Regions from separate parts of the Homo sapiens genome. Here region 1 is linked to region 2. A link is a loop called in an ENCODE intact Hi-C map of the cell type or tissue named here. Cell type or tissue: PC-3. All regions are shown on one strand.

Region 1 (8,000 bases), 360 kb after region 2:
CCAGCCTTGATTCAACGTTTTTAAAAGACTTATTTACTGTCATCCATTTCGTTCTTCTTTTATTCAAAAAATATTCAGTAAATGCCTATCAAGTGCCAGGTTCTGTCCTAGGCACTGCAGACACGCTAGCCAACAATGAGTATGTGATTCCCACCCTGATGGAATAGAGCAGTTGAACAATTGTTGTTTATGATGCCCCCGTCACAGGAAGACATTCCCTAAATGACCCCATCTAAAGAATATGCCCCATATACTGCTATCATTCTCCATTACATCACTTTGTTCAGTTTTATTCACAAAAAACTCTATCTGTAATTATTCAATTTATATATTTCTTATATATATTTATATATTAATTAAGATATTATTGAGGATATTCAATCTCTCCCCACAATTGATACTCCAATGAAAGAGCCACTTTTTATCTTATCCCCTCCTATATTCACAGCCCCTGAGGCAAGGTCTAGAAATTACTAGCATCTTCTCCACTATTTGCTTAATAAATTAACTGTGAGGTCAACTATTTCTATATTATTACTTATAGCACTTATAGCAGATGGCATGAAATCATGTCAGTTTCTCATGGATAGACTCTAGGAAGATACCCTATGTCTCAATCCCTGGCCACCCTTCACAGCCACTCTCCTGGGGAATTTCATGGCTCTCTCCAACTTATCCACTGTTGCTTTTTGGAAGAAATTCTATAAAAAGGCATACACAGTATAATATTATTTGTATAACTAATTATTTGTATATTTAATATTATTTGTATAATTATTTGCAGAATTAATATATATCCATGTGATCCAATATTTATGTTAGATATTTGATATGTAGAAATTTTTAAGTCCCTATAAAATAACCCTATAAAATAATGCCTATCAGTAGACATTTAAACTTCTTCTTTTTTTTTTTTTTTTTTGAGATGGAGTTTAGCTCTCATTGCCCAGGCTGAAGTGCAATGGCGCGATCTCAGCTCACTGCAACCTCTGCCTCCCAGATTTAAGCGATTTGCCTGCCTCAGTCTCCCAAGTAGCTGGGATTACAGGCATGCACCACCAGGCCTGGCTAATTTTTTTGTAGTTTTAGTAGAGACGAGGTTTCACCACGTTGGCCAGGCTGGTTTCGAACTCCTGACCTCAGGTGACCCGCCTGCCTTGGCCTCCCAAAGTGCTGGGATTACAGGCGTGAGCCACCCAGGCTGGCCTAACATTTAAACTCTGATTAATAAAGAGAACTGTGATGATTTCTATAAAATTTTGAAATTTTTTGAAAATTTTTGTCAATTTGAAATTTTCAAACTTTGAAAATTTTGAAAATTTGAAAAATTTTGTCAGAGAGATGACACTGCCTGCACCCCATATCACCAGTGAAACTTTAATTCTGCTGAGTAATCAGGTTTACCTTACACAATTTGAATATTATCAATATTGCGAATATTGTCTGTATACGTGATTTAGAGGTTTGGTTTTCATTTATTTTTTAGTGACTGTTCATATTAATCCAACTGCAATCCTCTTTCATCAAGACACACTGTTTTCAAATGGCTGAATATGTATGTGCTTCCTATGGCTGTAAAGTAGAGCTGCTTTTATTCTTCAACAGCATCTCATGAGTCCTTGTGTATGCCATGCACTGTGTAGGGAATTAGGCATAATCCCTCATGTTGTTAGGTGCTGTACAGTTTAATAAGCAGTTTGTCATATGTATCACAATCTCACATTCATTCTGGAAATTTGGAACTGTCTCTACTTTGTAGGGTTCCTGTCGGAATACAATGAGAAATATATAAAAGCCCTTAACACAGTATGAAACATACAAGTGCTTAATAGCTATTAGCTATAACAATGATATGAAATATATTTCCATCCTGATTTTACAAAAAGTCAGAAAGAAGTAACATTTTTACCTAGTTGTGGCAGAACAAAGCCTAGTTTGATTATTTCCAAATCTAGTATGAATTCTATCACCCTATATCTGCCTTTATAACAAACGTGTAATATTAAAACCCAATACGCCCAATGGAAAAAGGAGAAAGGAACCCAAGTGTCCATTTTTGATAAACAAAATGTAGTATATACATACAATGGAATACTATTCGGTCTTTAAAAAAAAAGGAAATTCTGACATTTACTACAACTTGGATCTACCTGGAGGACATTATGCTAAGTAAAATAAGCCAGACACAGAAAAACAAATATGTATGATTCCATTTATATCAGTTAGCAAAAGTAGTCAACTTCATGGGAACAGAAAGCAGAACAGTGGTGGCCTGGAGCTTGCCGATTGGAGGAAATGGAAAGTTAGTGTTTAATGGGTAGAGAGTTTCAGTTTGGGAAACAAAAACATTCTGGAGATAGATGACGGCTACAGTTGCAGAGCAATTTGAAATTATTCAATGACTCAGAATAATACACTTAAAAATATTAAAATGGCAAATTATATGTTATGCATATTTTACCAGAATTTTTAAAAACCTCAATGGCAAGGCCAGACTTTAGCCATTTTCATTAAACAACAGAATGAATGAATTAATACAGATGATGGTAATCTCCCAAATTGTTGCAGGAAAGCTAGGCATTTTTCTTCTTGGCCATTTCTTTTGTTTTTTTATTTATTTGTTTGCTTGTTTTGTGAGATGGAGTCTCACTGTATCACCCAGGCAGGATGGAGTGCAATGAGGCAATCTCAGCTCACTGCAACCTCCATCTCCTGGGTTAAAGTGATTCTCCTGCCTCAGCCTCCTGAGTAACTGGTATTAATGCACGCGCCATTACTCACTGAAGACAGTTGTTCCCTCTTCCTTAAAACTCTAGGTTGATAAGATTTAACACATTCAATTCAGATTAGAGGTCTGCTGATTTTATGTTATTTACCTGAAACTGCATCTCACTTAAGCCCTCCAACCACAGAATATCTATATCAAGTATCTGATGGGTATTTATTTTAATGGAAAAGCAAAAGGCTGATAGAGATTTGTGTGACATAAGGTGATGTACATATCATGCATGAAAAATACAATTCAAGCTATATAATATGACTCTCCCTTGGCATATTCATTCTTAAAGTATTCTAAGATTGTGTAGTGCCAAACACAATATTTTTCTTTTGTCAGTTCTCCAAAGTGAAACTTGACCACTGAAGTCTAAAGGGTGTACAGCAACAAAGCACAAATAGATGAAACTTTAAATTCCTTCAAGTAACATCTGAGGCCACGAAAGCATGGAGAACATGATTGCCTTAAAAAGTACAGTTTCCAGAAATTCTCGTAAGAATTCCTCGGCAGGCTTATGGCTAGAAGCCAACTTTCTCTTTCTCTCTCTCTCTCTCAAAAAAAAAAAGTTTTGGATATTTTCCCATCTTGACATTTTAGAGAGATCTAAGGCATTGCCAGATGTCATGTGTGTATGCGGTATTTTTTTTAATCATACTTTTTAAAAATCTTAATTTGCATTCAGTTTTGAGTTTCAGAATCAGGAAAGTCTGAAATTTGATAGAAAGGGTTAACATTTTTTATCCAATATGATTTTTATATATATATATATATACATATATATAATATATACATACATATATATATATATCCTAACTAGAGAAATATCACAGACTTCCTGGCTTCCCTCCAAAGACTTTACCAGTCAGGCACATTGGCTCAATTCCCACTCTACTCTAAAATGTCTTTTTAGTTTGCTTTTCTTTGTCTTTTTCATATTCTAACTGCATAAACTGTTTACCACTAATGCTATGGAGCTTCCCTCCAGTGAGTCAGATTAAAAACATGGTTATTTAATAATCACTAAGTCATACTGGAAAAAATGACTTTTTCAATCAAATGCTTTATTTCCATAAACCCACAGTACTCTCTACAAATCTGGATTTGCACTTGAATGTATTCAAGTTCTTCTGCCACAGTGAAAGGCCATTTCAAGAACCTCTATATTCTTTGCCAACATTTTTGTCTATAAATACTTAGTACTTCATATGGCTCCAGAAAAATAATTTCCAAACTAGTAACAAATACTAAATTGCCTATTTAGAAAGTCTTATAAAACCTTAAACGGAAGGGGGAAAAAAACTGGACTGGCAGATTTAGAGAGTTCCACACCATCAGGTAGGAAATTGCCTTTTCCCTTTTTGTTCATAATCTCTACCTACCTGAGTCAGAGTAGAACTTCCACACATGAACTCACCATTTTCCCTGATTAAAACTATGGTAAGTTAGTTGGCAAAAGTTACCAAAGCCAATGTTTGCATATACTATTTTGCAGTACTTTCTTAAATGCTAGTCAAGGAAAGGTGAATTTTGGGGATATCTGATTAAAAATGGCAATGGTCACCCTAAATTTCACCTATAAGGAAGGTTTTTCATTTTAACCATCTCTCATGGAAACTGACTGACTTTGAACAACTGAATAACTTAACTTTCTATGATATACGGTTGAAAAAACTAGTTACAGAGTATGTTATTTTTTCCCCCAACCTGCTATTTAAACTATGTGTATTTACATATTGACTCCTATGTATTTTTCATATATTCCACAGTTCTTGGCACGTTAATAGGTGCTTAAAACATACGCAGTCCTTTACTTTCCTGGATTAGTGTGTAGATTCTGGAACCAGAATACTTGGGTTCAAGTCTATTGCTGACAGTTACAAATTGTATGACCTTGAAAAATACCCTCTATAACCTTTGTGTTCTTCATTTCCTCACCTGTAAAATGTGATGTTTCATAGAATGTTTATAAATATTAAATGATTTAATATATGTACAGTGTGTAGAAAAATGTCTGGCAAATGCTATTTCCAGCTCTACCAATAATTGCTTCCAGTAAATTTTACCTGGAAGAATTATAATTGGTGGATGAGACTTTGTGGAGCAATGTGGTAAAATAAATTGATAACATTTGATGCATATTTGCGATGCTAAAATTAAAAGGGAAACTTCTGGTTTATTTATATTCTAACTAAACTAAAGAAAAGCTTCTGTATGGCAAAAGAAACTATCAACAGAGTGAACAAACATCCTACAGAATGCAAAAAAAATTTGCAAACTATGCATCTGACAAAGGTCTAATATCCAGCATCTACAAGGAACTTAAACACATTTACACATAAAAATAACAAATACCATTAAAAAGTGGGCAAAGGACATGAACAGACACTTTTCAAAAAAAAGACATACATATGGCCAACAAGCATATGACAAAAAGCTCAATATCACTGATCATTAGAGAAATGCAAGTCAAAACCACAATGAGATACCATCTCATACAAGCAGAATGGCTATTACTAAAAAGTCAAAAAAATAACAGATGCTGGCAAGCTTTCAGAGAAAAAATAACATGTGTACACCGTAGGTGGGACTGTAAATTAGTTCAACCATTGTGAAAGACAGTGTGGCAATTCTTCCAAGACCTAAAACAGAAATACCATTCAACCCAGCAATCCCATTACTGGGTATATACCCAAAGGAATATGCATCATTCTATTGTAAAGATGCACATGTTATGTTCATTGCAACACTATTCACAATGGCAAAGACGTGGAATCAACCCAAATACCCATCAATGGTAGACCAGATTAAAAATATATATATAGTACATACACACCATGGAATACTACGCAGCCATTAAAAGAACAAGATCATGTCCTTTGCAGGAACATGGATGGAGCTGGAGACCATTTCCTTACCCAACTAACCTGGGAACAGAAAACCAAATATTCCATGTTCTTACTAATAAGTGGGAGCTAAATGAGGAGAACATATAAACACATAGAAGGGAACAACACATACTGGGGTCTATTAGAGGGCAGAGGATGGGAGGAGGGAGAGCATCAGGAAAAATAACTAATGGGTACTAGCCTTAATTAATACCTGGGTGATGAAATAATCTGTACAACAAACCCCATGACAGAAGTTTACCTATATCAGCAGTCCCCAACCTTTTTGGCACCAGGGACCAGTTTTGTGGAAGACAATTGTTCCACAGAGCAGGGTGGGGCAGGTCTCATAAGGGCACGCAATCTAGATCTCTCACATGCTCACTTCACAATAGGGTTCACGCTCCCACGAGAATCCAAAGCAGGGGCTGATCTGACAGAAGGCAGAGCTCAGGTGGTAATGCTCGTTAGCCTGCCGCTCACCTCCTGCTGTGCGTCCCGGTTCCTAACAGACCACAGACCCGTACTGGTCAGTGGCCCCGGGGTTGGGAACTCCTGACCTATATAACGAACCTGTACATTTAGCTCTGAACTTAAAATAAAAGTTAAATCTATAAAGGAGGATAATTCTAATTTAGTTATATTCAAGGCGTTTCTGTTTCCCATACTAGTTTTAGTCAAATATTCATTTTCTATTACTTTATCATATACTTTATTTCTTAAATATACTTTCCTCTTTTCCTACAGCTAATGATCTTGTTTAAACAGCAGTCATAACTCTCCAGCTTACTGCAATAGTCTATGAATCTCCTGGCAACCAGTCTTGCTATCCTCAAGTATATAATAGCTCTCTCGTCAGAAATAACAAGAACCTAATTAGACTATTGGAAACAGAAATGGTGGTATGAATAGGAAAGACAATAGAGAGCAAAACTGATAAGACTTCACCATTTATTTACATATAGGAAGCAAGAAAAAAAGAGAAAGAGGAGTCAAGGAATAAAGTTGAGGTTTTCAGCTTGAATGATGAGAAGAGAGTCCACATTCTTTTGGACAACATATCCAAGCTCGTGGCTACTTTCATGGATACTACACTCCAAATGCAAATTTTAATCTAGACTTCTCTGTTGTGCTCCAGTTCACATATCCATCTGCCTGCTGGATATTTCCACTGGTATCTCAGAGTGACCTCACATTTAACAAGGTCCTGAACTAATTTATTGTCTTCTTGTTATGACTCCTCATCCGGTATTCCCTAACTCATCATCCACTTAGTTGCTCAAGGCAGAAACTAAGCCATCTTCCTTGGTTCTTCCATCATCTTCCACATCTACATTCAATTCGTCATCAAGAAATACCAGGACCACATCTTCAACACATCTCCACTCAATGCATGTACCTCCAACTCTACTATCAACTGTTAGTCCAGGGCCCCAAGTTCTCCATGCTCAATTTCTAAATCCGCAATGCCCCCAACCTCTAACTGTTTTCTTTTCATGTAGCCAGAAAGCTTTTTATGAAACACAAATAAGATAAAGTCAATAATTTGATAAAAACTCTTGATGGCTTCTCATTTTGGTATGAGAACTACCAAACTTTTAGTCTTACTTTGGGTGCTCTTCACTCTCACACCCAAGCTGACCTTCCAGGGTCTCTTCTCAGTTTCCTTTCAGCACTCCATGCACCAGCTGAAAAAACCTCACTTCCTTCAGTTATACAGAGTTGTATGCGTTTCCAGCTCATGGCATTTATGCATACTACTCTTTCTGCTCAGAAAACTGACTCCTGACCACTGAAGATGGCCTAGTTAATTCAAGCGATCCTTCGTATCGCAGTTTAAATATCACTTCCACCGAGACTCCTTTAGTGACTCCTCTGGTGATCCACAGTCTAGTTTGGGTTCCCTTCTAATATATTCTGAAAGTCCCCTATTCTTTCTCCTTATCATATGCTTATCATAATTTATTAAAATACGTTATTAATAACTGGCTTTCTTAATAGACAGGGTGAAGTTGAAATTCACGGGGGGCTAAATTTCTAGGTCCAGCACATAAACAGATTGTGATGCTGAAGAAGAGACAGAAGTAAAAAGAGATCAACATAAATGTGACAGATGATGCTATAAGATTACTACAAGAATCACTATAGAGAGAAAAAAGTCCAAGAAAAGGTATTTGAAAAAAACTACATTTAATTTGTAGCAAGAGGGAGGATGAAAGAGGGGAAGCTAGAGTGAGGGCACACATGGGGTGGAGAGAAGAGAGAAAGAGAGAGAGAGAGAGAGAAGGAATAGGAACATCCACAAAAGTAAGCAAAAAATAAGCAAGTTTCAAGAACCT
Region 2 (8,000 bases):
ACTGGAAGCAGGTCACTGAAATTTAGAAGTGCCCAACCAACATCTTTTAAATGAAATCAATAAAGCAAAGATGTCACAGAGACAACTCTCTACAGATTCTTCTAAATGTAAAACTTGGAACACAATAACAAAGTTAGTTGGCCTAGCTTGAGCAATCATTGCTTGCACCTGTTGTCTTTGAATTACATTCTAACGAGATGGCAGAAATCACTCATAAATATTTATGAAGACAAAGAATTTGGCACAAACTAGCACTGGGTTCCAAACTCTAAGTGATGTTATTTCTTGTTCAGTAGCTATCCAGTATCACAGCCACCAGTCCCATCCTAAAGTGCTGCCAAAAACTTGAACTCCAGAAGGAGTATTTTTCCCTCTAGCTTGATTATAAAGCCTGAATTTAGATTCAACAGTTTCATATAATTTAATCTTAAGGGAAATAAGTTCTTTCATATTATCTTAAAACTGCCCATTTTCAGTAAACAAAATACTATGTAAGAGATATGTTGCATATAAAAGTAAGCAGTGTAAATGAAAGGAAGGATATTTTCCTTCTCTTTAGTCCTACTGTTTACAATCATGGTTAGGACAGTGATGTTGGTTAGGACAGTGATGATGGACAGTGATGATGATGATGGACAGTGATGATGAGGATGGAGTGAAGAATATTCAATACAGACAAGGGAGTTAAGGAAAAAATTGTAAAACCCAAAGTCAAACCAAGCTAACAAAATCAGCAATACCATTAGAATCCCCAAGAAGTAAAAGTTAATACATTTGAGGAGTAATTATGAACACAATTCTTCTCTCCAGAAAATACCTCCAGGTTCGTTATCATCAATACAGACATTTTATTACATTTTTAGAATACTTTATTGCTATCTATCCAATTGTGATTAAGTCTTAGAGGATTTTTATGCCATGTTCCTGTCTTTATTAACTGTCAGAAGACTATACCTCAGTGCTGGTATTTTGAAGGAAATATTGCAGAGTAGTTCAGGACTCCAGCTGTCATCAGTGCACAAGATGAAAGACCCGAACATAAAGTTAAGTGAGATCAAGTCGGTTATTCTTAATTTTAATGTCAGATAATTATTCGAGCATAGAAAAGTAACTGAATTATAGTGTTGGCATTATTAGTAGGGAGTAATTTTCACTTCCATCTAACACTTTGGGAAATGAGGCAAATAACACAAGAATCTCTTGAAAGTTACAGAAATATTCATAATTGTAAAGACATTTTCTTCTTTTCACAAATTTGGAGCCCGTTTAGAGAGCTTTATAAAGACAACAGCCTGCTCTTGAAATGGTTGCGAGCAAAATGAATTAAACCACTTAGAAGACAGAAATTATCTTAAAGAAATTACTCCAAAATGGGAGGAAGGTTAATTGGTGTACTCTTCAATTATTTTGCAACAGTTTGTAGGTGTTAATTTAAATTTTTTTATAGTAAATAATATACTCTATTACCATATCTAAGAAAGAGAAACAGTGATGAATGATAGAATTACACATGTCCAATATTAATTCCACTGGACATAGTAAAGTCATGACACTGCCTGTTGCACCAGAAGGAGGCCAGGGCTGGTGTGTTGCTGTGTTTACATGCACACATATAATTGCCACTAGCCGTTGTTCAATGCACTTTCTATAATGCGATCACTGAACAAGAATTAATTCTATTCTGTATACTCCCTCACACACACGCACACACACATGGGTTCACAAAGCTAGTTTTGAGGAAAGTCAGAACAATAATTTCTACGATAACATATCTACACTGAACAATATAAACCACTAAATTTCATAGCAATAGGGGAAAAGTGATGTAATTTCTAGTAGAATAACAATATTTATAAAAAATCCTTTGGTTTGCCTTGATTTCAAAAAAAGTGCACATAGAGATTTTTGTTTTGCAAATCCAATCATGAGTGTTGTTCACTTGTGCCCATCTGCATTAAATACATTTTTGTTTATCTGGTTAAAAACCAACTGCAAAACCACTGCTTATCAAAATTAATATCTGAAAAATCAAACCAGTAATCTGCCTCACTGGCTTCAATATATTCAATTAACATAAATACTTCATGTTCTATATGGCAAGTAGTTTTCTATGCAACAGGAATACCTCTGTAAGAGTCAGGGAGAAGAAAATTTATATTAGAACAATATGGAATGCCTTTGAGGAGCAAACAATAGAAGCAATTCAGAAGAGGCTGATTAACTTGTCTCAGGAAGGGAAAGGAAGGGTTCATAAAGAAGCCTGCATTTGCATATGTTTCTGGAAAAGAGTATATATTGTCTAGGTAAAAATAATGAGACAGCATCAAAGCCTTAAGAAACATGACATTGTAACATCTCCCCTATACCAAGATCATAAAGTAACCTCCACATGTGCCAGAAGGGCATATATATATATATGGAGAGAGAGAGAGAGAATATATAGAGAGAGACTAGAGAATACATGTATAGAGAGACATATCAGAGAATACATTATGAAACATGAATATACATTAAATCAACTATGCACTTTTCAAAAGAAACAAAAATAAACCACCATACTATTTATTCTATGACAACATAAACAACAAAGCAACTGCATAAAGAAAGACACTTAACATTCAAATAAGCTATGAACATCTTTTCATCCTATTTGAATACTGTTGCCTCAGTCTGTGCTGGCTGCTGGTAGGTCAGGGACAGAGGGTTGCATAGACATCATGGAGGGCCTGCTAGCCCCACTCTGAGACTACTTTAGTCTAGAGGAACACTCAGGTAGAGAGAAAGGGCACAGAGTGGTCAAAACGTACAAATAGGTAGCTTCAAGTATCTCTCAAGCATTGAAACTATTTCTGACAAAGATTTCACTGGGGTAGATGACCTCTCTCAGGGTGAGAACAGGAAGGCAACGTTTAAGAAACAAGGGACTCAGCTCTTTCTTTCAGTTGAGCTGTTTTCTCAGTGGCTTTCGTTAAAAATTAGCTAATTTTTGAGTTTGTTTTCCTGAGTAGGTAATTTAAACTAAGGAGAGAATCTGTGCAAAATAGGAAGGATTGGATGTGACTGTGTGGGGAAGACAGAAGAAAGAGGTTGCAGTTGCAGGGAGATCTTAAAGGGGTAAAACTAAAAGAATTTAAGAGTGTGTGTGTGTGTGTGTGTGTGTGTGTGTGTGTGTGTGTGTGTGTGTTGGAAACAGTCTCACTCTCCTTGCCCTGGCTGGACTGGAATGCAGTGGCGTGAATCAAAGCTCACTGCAACCTCAACTTCCTGGGTGCTGGCATTCTTCCCACCTCAGCCTCCCAAATACCTGTGACTACAGTCACGCACCACCATGCCTGACTAATTTTTGTATATTTGTAGAGACAGGGTCTCCCTATGTTGCCCAGGCTGATCTCGAACTCCTGGGCTCAAGTTATCTGCCCTCCTCAGTCTCCCAAAGTGTTGGGATTATAGGCATGAGCCACTATGCTCAGCCCGGAATGTATTTTATAAAAGTTTATGTTAAGGGGGGTTGAAATATTTGGTAAAATCTACATGACTTTAAAATCTACATAACTTACTGTGGTTAGATTGTTGGTTTTCTGACAAGTTTTTGTATTAACTTCAATGAATGTGGAGCAAGAATTGTGACTACTTATGATAAGCCAGACAAATATAGATTCTAACTGTATTTTGTAAAAGAAGTATTATGTTATTTATTGAAAAAAATATTAGCTGTGAATGAAACTGAACATTTGTATGTGAAGCTTTTACTAGAATAGCTAAAGAAAATAAACTAAATCCCTTGTTGTCTAGGATATAATTAAACAAAGTTGAAATGAAGAATTATAATGATAAGAAATTCCCATTTTAGCTATTTTTTGGTGGGATGCAAAGATTTCTTGCATTTTTTTGTAGAAGGAGCTATAATAATGTCATATGTAGCCAATAAATATTGTCAAAAATATCCATTTTGCTTTGTTTGAATCACAGTAACTTCACATTGAGTGCTTACTATGTGCTTGTAATACTGTGCTGCAGCTTTGCCCCTGTCCAGTTATTTAATGGGAACTTTAAGATATGGTAGTCCTGCGAGCTCCAAAGAAGTGCTGGACTTTCACTATCTCATTTCATCCTCCCTCTGTGACTGTGAGGCAGGTTCTGTCATCCCACTCTACAGATGCAGAAACTGACATGCAGGAAAAGTAACTAACATGCCTCAAGTCCTAGAGAGGCATGAGTGGCTGAGTCAGGATTCAAAGCACAGCAGTTGCTCTAGTTTACATTCTTGTTGCAACAATGCTGTGTCCAGACCCAAAGTCAACTTGTGATGGGAAGGAGTGCCCTGGAGAGGAGTCAGCCAGGGAAGTGGAAGTAAGATTCAAGACTGACTCACATAGATATGAGGCCTTAGGAAAGCTGTTTAATAGTCCTGCGATTTAGATGCAGAATCAGCATTCTTCCAAAGTTTAAATGAAATTGCAAACGTAAAATGAAGTGTTTTTTTTCTCCTAGTAAATGCTAGCTCTTCCCTACACAAAGTGACTTGTATAATTTCACCCAAGCTACCTATAAATAGACAAATATTAAGATTCAATTATAGGTTAATATTTTACAATAGAAATCTGACCTCTGCCTATTTTCCTTTTGTTTCATATTTATGCATTTATGTACTCAGGTGCTTTTTATTCATCCTTTTTGGGGATTCCAAGCTTGTTACTGCCAAGGTGATCATATTCTGAGAGAAATAACTCTAAAAAGGTAATTCTTGAAAATGTTTTTAAGACTTCCTTTAGATTTGAGTTCTTTTTCTAATTCAAGGAATTTTGCTGCTACTGTTTCCATTCCACTGCTTTGTTGTCTCCTTGGCTTTACCTATTCACTTACTATACTGTAAAACTAAGTTGTAGCTGGCTGTCTCTGCTTATACAGAAATCCCATGACTCCACTCCTGTTGCTTTCAGTTTCCCAGTGTTGCACTAAATTCTGGTTTCTGGCTGCCTTTATTCCTCCCTACATGTTTTTGAGGTATAAACCCCAAGTACAGTATTATCTTCGTATCTGTCCCAGCCTGATTCTCAGCTCTGTCTTTTTCTCGCTCCCTAAGTGGGCTCCCAGGAGAACATTCCTCTGCCTTATGATTTGGGCAAAAGGCTACCTATGCCATAAGAAATAACTTGTTAAGGTTTTTCCGTCTATTCTTTTCCAAAGATTGTGACTTCCGGTGTTTTCTGAGCCACAGTTCTCAGTACATTGAAGATGGGTTTAATTCCAATTACTATTTTAATGTCCAATCTTCCCTTTTACTTTATTTAACACATTTTATCATTGCCCCTTTAGAGATCTGTTATATTAACACTAAGGTTTTCTTCAAAATACAGTTGACCCTTGAATAACAGGGATTTTCATGGCGCAGGACCATTTATACACAGATCTTTTTCAACAAATATATTAGAAAATTTTCAGGAGACTTGAGAAAATTTGAAAAAACTCACAGATAAACCTCATAGCCTAGAAATAACTAAAAAAATAAAAAGTTAGATATGTCATGAATGAGTAAAATATATGTAGATATTATTCTATTTTATCCTTTACTACCATAAAATACGCACAAATCTATTACAAAAGTTAAAATTTATCAAAATTTATACACACACTTATTGACAATACATGACCTCATTCACAGTCCAGAGAAATGTAAACAAATGTAAAGATCCAGTATTAAATCAAAACCACATAAAATTAACTGCAATACATACTGTACTACTGTAATAATTTTGTAGCCACATCTTGTTGCTATTGCAGTGAGTCGAAGTGTTGTGAGTATCTGCTGAAAATACCTTGTGATGTTAATCGTCTCTATGTGAGCAGTTCCTCACTACAGTAAACTGTTTATCACAGTAAAAAGAGATCTCTCATTATAGTCATATATTTGCCATGTTTAGTGCAATATCATAAACCTTGAATAACATGATAGGACTCAAAATAAAGTGCCATTAGTGATGCAGGAACTGCTCCCAAAAGCAGAGGAAAGTCATGAAATTGCAAGAAAAAAGGTTAATTGCTTGACATATACTTTAAATTGAGGTCTGCAGTTGTGTTTGCCTGCCATTTCAAGATAAATGAATGCAGGGTAAGGATCATTGTTAAAAAAAAAAAAAGATACATGAAGCCCTTTCTACAACTATGCCAGCAGGTGAACAAACCTTGTACTTTTTGCAAGATATCTTATTATCTTATATTGAAAATGTAGCTTTTATGTGGACACAAGATTGCAATAGGAAATGCTCTTTCTTTATAGCAATAAGATAGAGTCTTTAGACTTTAATATGGTTAAAGCCTAGATGGACTCTAACATGATTTGATAAAAAACGAAGTCATTTTATGACAAGCAAAAGGAAAGTGCAGAATCTAAAGCTGGAGGATTTAATGCCAGCAAAGGATGATTTAATAGTTTTAGAAATAAGTTTGGCTTAAAAAATATCAAAATAACAGCAGAAGCACTTTCTATTGACCAAGAGATAGCAGATGAATTCCCACAAAGAAAAGTATTGAGGAGAAAAGATATCGACCTGAAGGGGATTTTAATGTAGACAAAAGTACCCTATTCTGGAAAAAAATGTCTTAAAGGATATTAATAATGAAGAGAAGTGAGCACTAGGATTTAAGGCAGAAAGGGATAGGCTAACTCTACTGTTTTATGTAAATGAAGTTGAGTTTACGATCAGGACTGACCTTTTGTATAAAGCTGCAAACCCCCAAGCCTTGAAGGGAAAGATAAACACCAGCTGCTAGTCTTTTGGTTTTACAACAAGCAGACCTGGACAAGAACCATTTTTCTGGATTGGTTCAATTGATGCTTTGTCCTTGATGCCAGAAGGTACCTTTCTAGTAAAGGGCTGCCTTTTAGCATTCTTTTGATTAGACAAACCCTTGGCCACTCAGAATCCCATGAGTTCAACATCAAAGGCATCAAAGAAGTCTATTTGCTGCCAAAGATATCTCTAATTCAGCTTCTAGATCAAGGGGTCATAAGGATTATTAAGGCTCATAATAAATGGTACTCTATAAAAAAGATTGTCCAAGCTGTGGAAGAGAAACACGATTGAGAGACCACGAGTCTGGAAAATTACACCAGTGAAGATGCCCACATTTGTGATAGAAAAAGTCATGAAAGTTATCAAGATCAAAACAATAAATTTCTGCTGGAGAAAATTCTGTAACATCACAAGATTTACAACATAGCCAATCAAGGAAATCATGAAAGAGCTTCTGGATATATCTAAAAAAAAAGTAGGGAGGAAAGGGTTTCAAGATGTGGATCTTACATAAATTCAAGAGCTAATAAACATCACACTGGAGGTATTAACAGAAGGAACTTGATGGAGATCAGTATTTCCGACCCAGTCCCAGGTGATGAGAAAGAAGTCATAGAAGAAGCAGTGCCAGAAAACAAATTGACATTGGACAACTTGGCAGAGGGTTGATTATTTAGGGCTGCTTTGGACTTCTTTTACCACACGGACTTTTCTGTGTGAGTGCTAAAACTAAAGTAAAATGGTGTAAAGATTATTGGTACCATGAGAAACATTTTTAGAGAAATGAAAAAGAAAAAAGTTAGAAATTACAATGTATTTCTTTAAGGTTACACATAGTATACCTAATTCTCCTGCCTCTTCTTCCACCTCCTTCACCTCATCCACCTCTGCCACCCGTGAGACAGCAAGACCAACCCTTTCTTTTCCTTCTCTTCCTCAGCCTATTCAGTGTGAACACAACCAGGACGAAAGACCTTTATGATGATCAATTTCCACTTATTGTATAGTAAATATATTTTCTCTTCCTTATGATTTTCTTAATACCATTTTCCTTTCTCTAACTTAATTTATTGTGAGAATACATTATATAATACATACACATCATATGTGTTAATTGACTATTTGTGTTATCAGTAAGACTTCTGGTTAATAGTAGACTATTAGTAATTAGGTTTGGGGGAGTCAAAAGTTGTTCATGAATTTTCA

Evidence for each region. A loop is a pair of places that touch in the nucleus more often than their neighbours do. Peaks named below come from ENCODE experiments on the same cell type or tissue, not always from the same donor. Only the 100,000 strongest peaks of a DNase experiment are listed, where the experiment ranks them.
Region 1: a loop joins it to region 2, with 2.8 times the contacts of the local background. A loop is called at or near these places in 1 of 110 quality-filtered maps.

Annotation. Positions count from the first base shown.
Region 1 is chr4:125,364,071-125,372,070 of GRCh38, reverse strand. The region is part of intron 2 of FAT4 (FAT atypical cadherin 4); the gene reads right to left. Among named protein-coding and RNA genes, the nearest start is that of FAT4, 53 kb to the right of the region's middle. In PC-3, no CTCF peak of the experiment used is centred here; a DNase peak (open chromatin) is centred at 3,110; H3K4me3 peaks cover 669 bases; H3K27ac peaks cover 1,507 bases.
Region 2 is chr4:125,725,063-125,733,062 of GRCh38, reverse strand. No RefSeq gene overlaps it. Among named protein-coding and RNA genes, the nearest start is that of MIR2054, 220 kb to the right of the region's middle. In PC-3, no CTCF peak of the experiment used is centred here; DNase peaks (open chromatin) are centred at 3,272 and 4,282; H3K27ac peaks cover 1,946 bases.